Regions from separate parts of the Mus musculus genome. Here region 1 is linked to region 2. The links are chromatin loops, found by intact Hi-C in ENCODE. Cell type or tissue: gastrocnemius. All regions are shown on one strand.

The links. Peaks named below come from ENCODE experiments on the same cell type or tissue, not always from the same donor. Only the 100,000 strongest peaks of a DNase experiment are listed, where the experiment ranks them.
Region 1: a loop joins it to region 2, with 2.2 times the contacts of the local background. A loop is called at or near these places in 3 of 42 quality-filtered maps.

Annotation. Positions count from the first base shown.
Region 1 is chr2:38,284,456-38,289,455 of GRCm38, forward strand. Dennd1a (DENN/MADD domain containing 1A) reads right to left here and starts at 2,929. Exons shown (of 23, transcript NM_001362973.1): 1 at 2,658-2,929. The coding sequence starts at 2,674. In gastrocnemius, a CTCF peak has its summit at 2,729; DNase peaks (open chromatin) are centred at 2,590 and 2,887; H3K4me3 peaks cover 2,065 bases; H3K27ac peaks cover 2,262 bases.
Region 2 is chr2:38,195,096-38,200,095 of GRCm38, forward strand. The region is part of intron 2 of Dennd1a (DENN/MADD domain containing 1A); the gene reads right to left. Among named protein-coding and RNA genes, the nearest start is that of Dennd1a, 90 kb to the right of the region's middle. In gastrocnemius, no CTCF peak of the experiment used is centred here; no DNase peak of the experiment used is centred here; H3K4me3 peaks cover 250 bases.

The DNA.
Region 1 (5,000 bases), 89 kb after region 2:
TTGGCCCTTAAAACCTTGTTCTCTGTTACCTGAAACGTGCGTGCCTTTCTCTGACATTTCTGGCATAAAATACATCAGATATTCTTTAATCATTTGACAAGAAGGTGTAAAACACTAAGTTCCTAATATGGGCCTGGCAATCACAATGATCCTGTGTTAACTGCTCATAACAATCCTTCAGGCCCCTTCTACTTTAGGAAAATCCAGATTCACTGTTTGGATACACTGTTTCATATCATGAGAGCCAGGCGGTGGTGGCATACTTTAATCCCAGCACTTGGGAGGCAGAGGCAGGCAGATTTCTGTGTTAGAGGCCAACCTGATCTACAAAGTGAGTTCCAGGACAGCCAGGGCTATACAGAGAAACCCTGTCTCAGAAAAAACAAACAAACAAAAAACAAACAAACAAACAAACAAAAAACACATAGCATGAGAAAGAGCTGGAATTTGAACCCAGATCTGATCTACATTGCCCTTATAATGGCACAAGACATCAGAGATAAGCAAAAGAAAGAAAGGTCTAGAGAATGCTCAGTCTGCCCCCCAACAACCTACTACCTACTTACTCAAAGGGGCCTGCACACTTAGCTTTCACTTCAGCCAAATAAATACCCTGACCACCTTCTGTTCTGCCTGACAGAATGGCCAGTAGCAACCAAAGCTGTTTTCTCCAACGACAAGGGCGGTACCTAAATTGATTATCCCCTTATCTCCTGTCCATCCATACTCCTAGCTATGAACAGAAACTGCACAATTAACACTTGCTATAGTCACAACTAATTTTCATAACTCCTATTTTCATATTCTCTTTCAATCTCACCACAGGCTAACATATTTCCCAGACCTTTTTCTTTTTTTTCTTTTAACCACTGAGCAGTCTAGTTTGAAGATTAATAAGGCCATTCTTCATACTAATTTCACACTTAATGCAATTTCATGCTTTGGTAAATTCCCTTACTCAAGTGCTCAGATAGTACAGTGATGCATTCCACCAAACACACTTACAAAACAAACTTGTCAACCTGCTACTGTCAAGAGTGAGAACACATAATCTGAACTTGTTCTATTTTAATGTTCACTCGAATACTTGATGCCTCCAGTCCAACAAGTCTCTGAACTTCTCTGGAACAAGAAAGTTAAGACACATCCTAGTGCTTTCTCTGCAACTCTGAGGTGACTTCCAGAAAGTGTTTCTACATGCTGTTGAAAGTCCAAGTTCACAACTCTTACCTGAAGGGGGGAATTTAGCCTGGAACTCCTTTTTTAACCCCAATAGTTCACAAACTAAATCACTTTACCTCCCCAGATTCTCAAACTCTTGTGTTATATTCTAACCTTCTCCCTTTTCTATAAAAATAAAATAAAGGTCTTCTTATGCTTCCACATCCATTTTCATGAGCAAACTTTTCTAATGTCATTCAGCAGGTGTCACAGGATTTCTGCAAAACTTACAAGACACCTTTTGTAAATGAGAACTCTAACCGCTGAAGAGACTGAACAGCTGGGCAAGGGTCACACTGCATGTGCATCACTTGGACATGCGATGCAATGTTTGAATAATTATTAGATTTTTTGCCCTTGAGGCCCTTCCTCTTTCAAACTTCCCTAGTACAATTCTCAAAATGCTGAAATAATCACATTCCACGGACTTTCCTATAAGAGGGTTTATGGTGTCTTATGAATGCTGTTTTCCAGAAAAGCCTATGCTGTCAACTTTGTTTTTCAATGTCCTTAAGCAATTCTATTAGTCATAGAGAAAAAGTGAGCATTTGCTAATGATTAGAGAGAGAGAGAGAAAGAGAGTAAGCATCTGAGTCCTAGGGCTGAGGAAGGGAGTGGCCAGAATTGGTCTTAGCTGGGAGGGGAGATAGAGACCAAGGCAACAACACCCAAATTGGACCACAGAAAAGTTGTAATTCCCAAAGACAACTTCTAATGTTTCGGTGGGTACTTAAGTTACAAGTATCAGCATTTTCACGAGAAAACGAAGCCTCAACCAGGGGCTCCAAGCAAATGAAGAAGGAGTAAGGGAATGTGCCTGACTGGATTGCAAAACCTTTTCAAAATCAGGTGCTCAGTGACAGCTAAAGGTGTCTTCCTTCATAGCCTTTGGCCCTGGCTTGTGTGCAGACTCAGATAAGAGGAAGAGTCAGCAAAGGCAAAGCGCCTTCCTGTGCAGGCAGGCCATCCAGGCCTTAAATGTCCCAGAAGCCCCCTCCCTCTAAGAACCTCACACCACTTCTGGAATGATTACAGGCCTCACGCAGACAGGCTGCAACCTCTCAGGACCTGCCAACTCTCGGGGTCGCCCCCAAACACACCCTTATGAAGACTTGCTTCCGGAGACCTCCCCTCTCCCAGCAGCAGTCTGACAGTTTTCTGGGGCTCTGTACATCCCGCCTAGGGAGCCACCGCGTCAGCAGTTCCCGCCCTCAGGTGAGGAGGGGGCATCTGATCATCCGCGCCCCTCCACCCCACACGCACCCCGTCCCCGAGCCTTCCCGCATCACCATGGCAACCGTCCCCCTCCCCGCTTGACGCCTCCACGCGGGGCGCCCCTCCGGTCTGGGCAACAAGTCCCCCAAGCGCGGCCCACGGCCTGCAGCTCTAGCCCAGCCTCGCCTCCCCCGCGCCCGGCTCCGCCCGGCCGCACTCACTTGATCCTGGAGCCCATGGTCCCGGGGCCTCCTCATGGACCCGCGGGCCCCGCTCGGTGCTGCGCTGCACTGCACTGCCCGCCCGCCCGCGGCCGACAGGCCTCCCTCAGGAGCTCTCCCCGCCCCTTCCTCCCTTCCCTCAGGCAGGGGCCCGCCCGCTCGAGGCTCGCTCCCCGGCCGCCGCAGCTGCTGTCGCCTCCCGGGGTTAAAGTACTCGCTCCAGCCGGGCGAGCGCCATGGTCGCCCGCGCGCGTACCCGGCGCGCGCCGCCCCCTCCGTCTCTCACACCGCCGCCCCCTCCCGCCCGCGCCGCTGACCGCGGGGGCTGCTGGGAAGTGTAGTCCACTCGCGTGAGGGTGGCCCCGGGGGGCGGGAAGCGCGCAGCAGGACAGTGGTCTACCCGAAAGGTCTGTGGCTTCTCTGAGAAGAGACCTAGGGACCTTTGTCCCACTGCTTTTCATCAGAATCCACCCAAAGCGACCTGAAGGAACTTCCATCGTGTCCCCAGAGGCCACTAAAGAAGCCTTCGTCCACTCCTCAAGTGGAGAATTTTTGACAGGCTAAAATTCGGGGAGGGGGGTGTCTGAATTGGAGGAAACAGTTGTCCTCCCCTCTCAGGAACTCACAATGACTCCAGTTTCACTGAGTCAGGCTTCAGGGTTCTGGTTTCCCGAATTTGAAAACTGAAGTTCACAGACCATGGATGTTTAGCTTTAAAGAGTTGGTTTTTTTGTTTGTTTTTTTGGTTTTGTTTTTGGTTTTGTTTTTTTAATACCTCCATAAGTAGGAGCTTGGGAGAAAAGCCGGCCCATCCCAGGAAATGGGGTATCATAGAACTGCATGCCAGGTGCTGAGGGTGAGTTAGTCCAAATGTTTAACCTGTGGAACCAATGACTTTATTGGACTTTCTTAGAAAGCATGAGTGGGGGTTGCTTACAGGAGTGTGGGTGACTCCAAAGCAGCTGCACTGGAAAGTGCACACCATCATCGTCGTCGTTGTCCGTGTTCCCGCCCCCCTCCCCCCAAGACTCTTTAATCCCAGCATTTGAGTAGGGGAGGCTAGTGGATCTCTGTGAATTTGAGGCCAGCCTGGTCTACAGAACTAGTTCCAAGAGAGCCAGGGCTACACAGTGAAACCCTGTCTTGAAAAACAAAAACAAAAACCTACCCTTCTATGACCGAAAGCTTCCTGTAGACATATATACAGTTTTCTTTAGTTAACCTCCTATAAACTACTACAATCTGTGTACTACAGCACCTCCCTGGGCCCAGAGGAATGTGCAATTAGAGTAGATTGCATACAAATGGCTGGGAGAACCGGGTGGAGTCCCCTCTGAGAAACTGTTAACAGCCAACAGGCCTGCTCCTGATGACCTTCTGCAAGCAGGCACAGCTGATGTGAAGATGGTGGCTATTTTGCTGTGAGGACCAGATTCTATAACCAATCACCTAGGTGAGAAAATTCTGGAAATATCTGAGGGAGTTTCCAGATTAGTTTAATTCAGGAGGGTGGCCTCTTCCATGGGCTGGCTTAAATGAACGGGGAAGGCAGCATTCATCTCTCTCTGTGCTTTCTGACTGGATTCAGTCATTGTGACTAGCAGCCTCACTTTTCTGCTGCCATGTCTTCTCCTTCTACCATGTTAAACTGTACTGTACCCTCAAACTGTGAGCCAAATTAAACCCTACATTGTTTTTTATTTTGGGATGTTTTTGTGTTTGTTTGGGGGTTTTTGGTTTTGTTTGGTTGGGTTGGGTTGGGTTGAGTTGGGGGGTTTTTTGTTTTTGTTTTTGTTTTGTTTGTTTTGTTTTGTTTTTGCGACACTATCCAGTTACCCAGCCTAGGTTGGCTCAGACAAACACAGAGACATGCCTGCCTCTATTTCTTGAGTGCTGCTGGCCTGAAAGGCATGCACCACCACACCTGCCCTTGGCTTGCTTCACTTACTTTAATCAGATATTTCATCACAAGGAAAGCAGGACTAATAGAGGTACTGAAGGGTGGCTCAGCAAGGGCCCCTCCTTCCTTTATTGGTCATTATGAGGACTCCAGTACTCTGATCACAACAGTCCCTGGCAGAAATTAACAAAAAAAGAAAATATTTGAGAGCCAGGAATATCAACCTGCTACCTGTCCCTGCCAGGCCCCAGAGAGACTCACTTTCATGAACTGCAGTTTCATGTCTTCTAGGCCTGGAGGCCACAACAGAAGCAATAATGACAGATCCATTTAGTGAAGGCACAAGTGCATGCCCTCTATGAATTAGGCATAGTATTCCCCAGGCCTGGCTCATGCCAATCCTCATGGTGGTCCTGGAAATTTTCCTTCCACTGGCAAAAAGG
Region 2 (5,000 bases):
GCGAAGCAAACTCAGGTCACTGGGCTTGCATAACAAGCATTTTACCTGCTATCTCAACAGTTCCTAAAATCTCATCTTAATAAACTCCAATTCTACTTCATACTGACTCCTCCTGCAATTCCTTTCTGTGGCAGTCAAGAATCCTGGCTTTGCCAAAAAAGAAGTCTCTGAAAAGAATCCTCAGGCTGCTTTGTTACTCCCCAGATCACTCCCCGCTATCTGTAACAATAAAAGATGCTTTCAGAAAGGAGTTAGCAGGGAATATTATCAGTTTCATTTGCATTAAATAGTCTGAGATTGAGTTTAACTATTTAACTAGAGGGAAAAACAAAACACAAATTAAAAACAAATAGGGCCTATGAGTTGTCCCAAAGGGCAGAGGTGCCTGCTACCAAGGCTGGAAACTTCAGTTAGATCCAGGAATCCACATGGTGAGAAAGAGAAGGGAAGCTGACAACTTATCCCCTGACCTCCACATGGTAGTGGTACACATGTGCTCACACACAAACACAATTTACCCTTCAGTCTTAAAAAAGATCATTATTATTGACAACTCATAACCATGATTCTAAAACCAATATTCAAACCAAATGCATCTATTTGTGTTTTATCACTACTGTTATAGAATAAGCACTTAATTTTTATACCCTTAACGCAAATTGAGATATTTAAAGTTCCTTTACCAAGGGGAAAAAAAAAAGATAAAGGCATTATCTACTCCAAAATTTAGCAAACACCAAAAGAAACCAAAGTATTGAACACATGCAGATCTCCACAGACTTACAACGCATTTGTCATTTGCTAAGTTTTAGCCTGCACTGAGCACTTGCGTTTAAATTTTCTCTATCCACACAAACCATAAGATAGAACTACTTTCCCCATTTCATACATATGAAAACTAAGACTTAGAAAAGTTAAGGTTTAGAAGATTTTACACAAATCACACAGTAAGTAGTAGATAGGCCATTCAGTCTATGGATTGGGTCTTTTGGTCCCATGCAAAATACCTATTTTCTATTTGTAATTTTTATTTTACACCATTTCTTTAACCTTTAAATTCTGAACCTAAAGACTATAAATTGTAAGGAATATCCATATTTGTACATAGAGCCACACATATGAAGGCTTAAAATTGCATGCATCCACAAGCCTCCTGGGCAGCACTGCACCCAAAGAAGTTTAGACCTGCTTGCTTGGGTTTACTCAGTAAAACAAAACGGACTCCTCAGTGATAGAGCAGCAAGCCAAAGCACTGCATATAGCAAGTCTACAAAGCATTAACTGGATTAATTAGCCAGGGATTTGAGAAGCAGCTTGGAGCTAGGAAACCAAAACACTAAATTGTTTAAATACTTTGGCAAAAGATCAAGGTCTCTAGGCAGCACCGGGTCTCCTTCCTTCCTTGTCCATCCATGTTTTAGCACACTTAACCTTTAAGTCTGAGGTATTTTTTCATGAGATATGAATGACATTGTCAAAATACCAAAAAGAAAAGAATTTTTAAAAAAAATACAAATACTACAAGCTGTTACCAATTCTGCCAACATGCGAGAGCCCAGGCAACATTAATTACAAATCAACTGCTTAGGATATAAACAGCTCTTATCACTGGCTCACTCTCCCTCTAGAATAACTGGAGAAAAAAAGCGCAAATGTCCCTGCCATTATACTCTGTGAACTAATCAGGACAAAGAAGTAAAATAAGACAGGAGAAAACGCAGCAAACAGAAAATGTGAAACAGGAATCCTAGCCAGATGAATGCCTGGAATGCCCGGGGAACGGCGCTACCATTTAGAAATAACGAAAAGGAAGTGTCAGGGCAGGGACACTGCTGGATGCATTTCTAGTTTCCAGGAAGTAAGAATTTTTACAATGCAACTGATTTTCCACATATACATGTGGCAACAAAATGATAAAAGAAAGCTCTGATTCCACAAGCACAGTGATGGGAAGAGGGCATCTGCTGCACCTTGAAGGCATCTTTGAAAGGCCAAGCACCCTCACCACCCCCACAACACACAAATTCAACACAAACTCAAAGTTAATGGCTGAAAAGAGAACCCTGGCAAGCTGTTGGTATACTGCAAATTAGGACGCCATTTTAGAAAACAACACAAATGTTCCTCAGAAAAACAAAGTTGCTATCATATGATCTAGTAATCCCACACTGGGATATATAGCCAAAGGAATCTTCAAAAGATGTTTGCAGCCAGGCATGGTAGTGCACACTTAACAATCCCAGTGTTTGAGAGGCTGAGACAAGAAGATCTTCACAAGTCTAAGACCAGCATGTCAAAGACCGAGAGGGTGGAAGGGAGGTTAGCCTGCACGCCCAAGTTCGTCACAGCTATTCACAAGAAACAAATGAAGTGCCCACTGAGGGAGAAATGGATCTTAAAATATGGATTTTATATGCTAGAGATATAAAGGAAGGGAAATTTCTGCTTAAAAAAAAAAAGAATCTCTGGCCTATGTAGAGATCTGACGCTCCAGTTAAACCCAGTTAATCAAATCACCTGGCCATGGGATCAATCACCCCAGGGAGATGAGCTCACTTTCTCACTGAAGAAAGAGGCAAAAATATTCTTCTTTAATGATAGTGTACTTTTCCTTCCCAAAATTCCCACCCCACCAGTACTGTCCTTAGGAGTCACTATGAGGGTCTGCTCACCTTTTGAACCCGGAGTCAGAAAAGCACAACTTTTAAATTTTTCTGTCTTTCTTTTGGATGCTGATGAAAACCTAAGTATACTCTAAAGCTCCCCTCCCTGCCATGTAGCTGCTTGTGTTCCATGGATCTGACCTCTATACTGGCTTAAATGACATGGCTTTTCTTTCTCTCATTCATTCTCCTCCTCCAGCTAACTGAAGAGATTCACAGCTGTCCTGCCCTGTGTGTGTGTTTTTTTTTAAACTCTTAATAATTTTTCCTTGAGCTTCTGTTTGCATCCTTCCTTAAATTGTTTTAATCGCACTAAGAATCTCAAGAGAGTACCCCAATTTCCCTGGTATTATATATACAATGAAATACTGCTCTTTTTATTTTTATTTTTTCTTTTTTAAAGGGCAGAGGGATTCTGACATATAAAAATGGGTGTGGTGGTTTGAATGGAAATGGCCCCATAGGCTCACAGGGAGTGGCATTATAGGAGGTGTGGTCTTACTAGAGTGGGTGTGGTCTTTGTTGGAGGACAAGTTGGAAGAGGGCTTTGAGGCTCAGAAAATCAAACAAAGCCTGGAGTCTCTCTCCCTTCCTGCCTGCCAATCTGAATGTAGAACTCTCCGCTCCTTCTCTAGCACCATGTCTGCCTGCAGGCTGCTATGCTTCCAGCCTTACAATAATGGACTCTGTAATTGTAAGTCAGCCTCAAATACATGTTTGTTTTTCACACAATTTTTTTTTTTGCTTTAGTGTGGTATCTCTTCAGACAGCAATAGAAACCCTAAGATACTGGGTGAACCTTGAAGTTACTACACTATATGTAATATGCCAGGCATTGTAAGACAAATATGATCTTACTTGTGTTGCATCTAAACAAAGTCAAAAATCACAAACTACTTATTGCTCTCATTCTTTTTCTTGGATATCTTTGAACTTTCATCTTAATTTAAACAAAAGAAGGGAGGTGGAATCTAATAATCTTTCTATTAAAAAAAATCCTCCATGACACTTCACTCATTATAGTGGCAGGGAGTAGGGAGTAGGTGAGGTGTAGGGCAATAAAATAGAATAATTAACTTCCCATCAAATATATTCTGCCTTTAAATGTCTCAGAGCTTCTATGAATGTAAAATATAAACATGGCAACACACCAAGAATGTAGGCATTCAGAAGACTGAGAAAGGGTATCATTGCAAGTCTGAAGCCACCTTGGTCTAGAGCAGCAGTTATCAACCTATGGGTCATGACCCCCTTGGGGGTCAAACAATTATTTCAGAGAGGTCACATATCAGATATCCTGAACATCAAATAGTTACATTATGATTTGTAACAGTAGCAAAATTATAGTTATAAAGAAGCAACAAAAATAATTATGGTTGAGGATCACTGCAACATGAGGAACTGTATCAAAGGGTCACAGCATTAGGCTGAGACAAACTGGGCTACAGAGTTCCAGACTAGCCTGGGTCACAAATGAGACACCCTTCTAAAAAACAACAACAACAAAAAGAAATAAAATGGGAAAGAACTTCAGCTACCAAGCCTAGTGCGGTTAAGAGAAATCTTCTGAACCTTCACCAGTTAGACAGGTAGACAGAATGTACTTCATAGAATACTGAGGGTTAAAAGACTGTGTGAAGTGGCCAGCCGGCTGCCTGACACACAGTAGCTGTTCAGTACTTATTATTACTTCTCACTAGATTTCCAAACAGTTATGTTGTTTCAAGTACAACACTGTTTTTTGGTTTTTTCCTGAACCTGAAATTTAATGACAATTATATAAAAGTTTGTACTATCTGTCCATCTTTGTCCAAGGTCCTATGTTCATAAGCACTCATGTGTCAATTGTACAATTCTACAAGACACCTAAGACAAATTAACAAGTCTAAAATATATGCAGGTTAACAGTAGAGCAAGGTTCATATAAAATTCATGAGTAAGGGTGTTTTATTTACTGGATTTTAGTAACCTATACAGAAAAAACAAGCATATACGGTTTGTTTGGTTTTTTTCAAAATAACTAGGAAAAGAAAAGGTATGGTTTTTAAAAAAGGCCTAGTAGCTTCTGAAAGAGAAGGAGGAGGAGAAAGGAAAGATAATATTCATTAAAATACCACAAGAAATATATCTAAGAAGTCAGAGGTAAAACGCATTATAATTTAAGTCTAAGTTTTTAATATTTTATATTACAAAATGTTTTAAATGGCTTAATATCATATACTGTTCAAGATTGAGAAAACAATAAAATACTATTGCAAGTAACAAAATTTTTAAGCAGAGATAGCCTTTTAAGGAAATCCTAATACTATATTACAAATAGAGTAGGAGTACTTATGT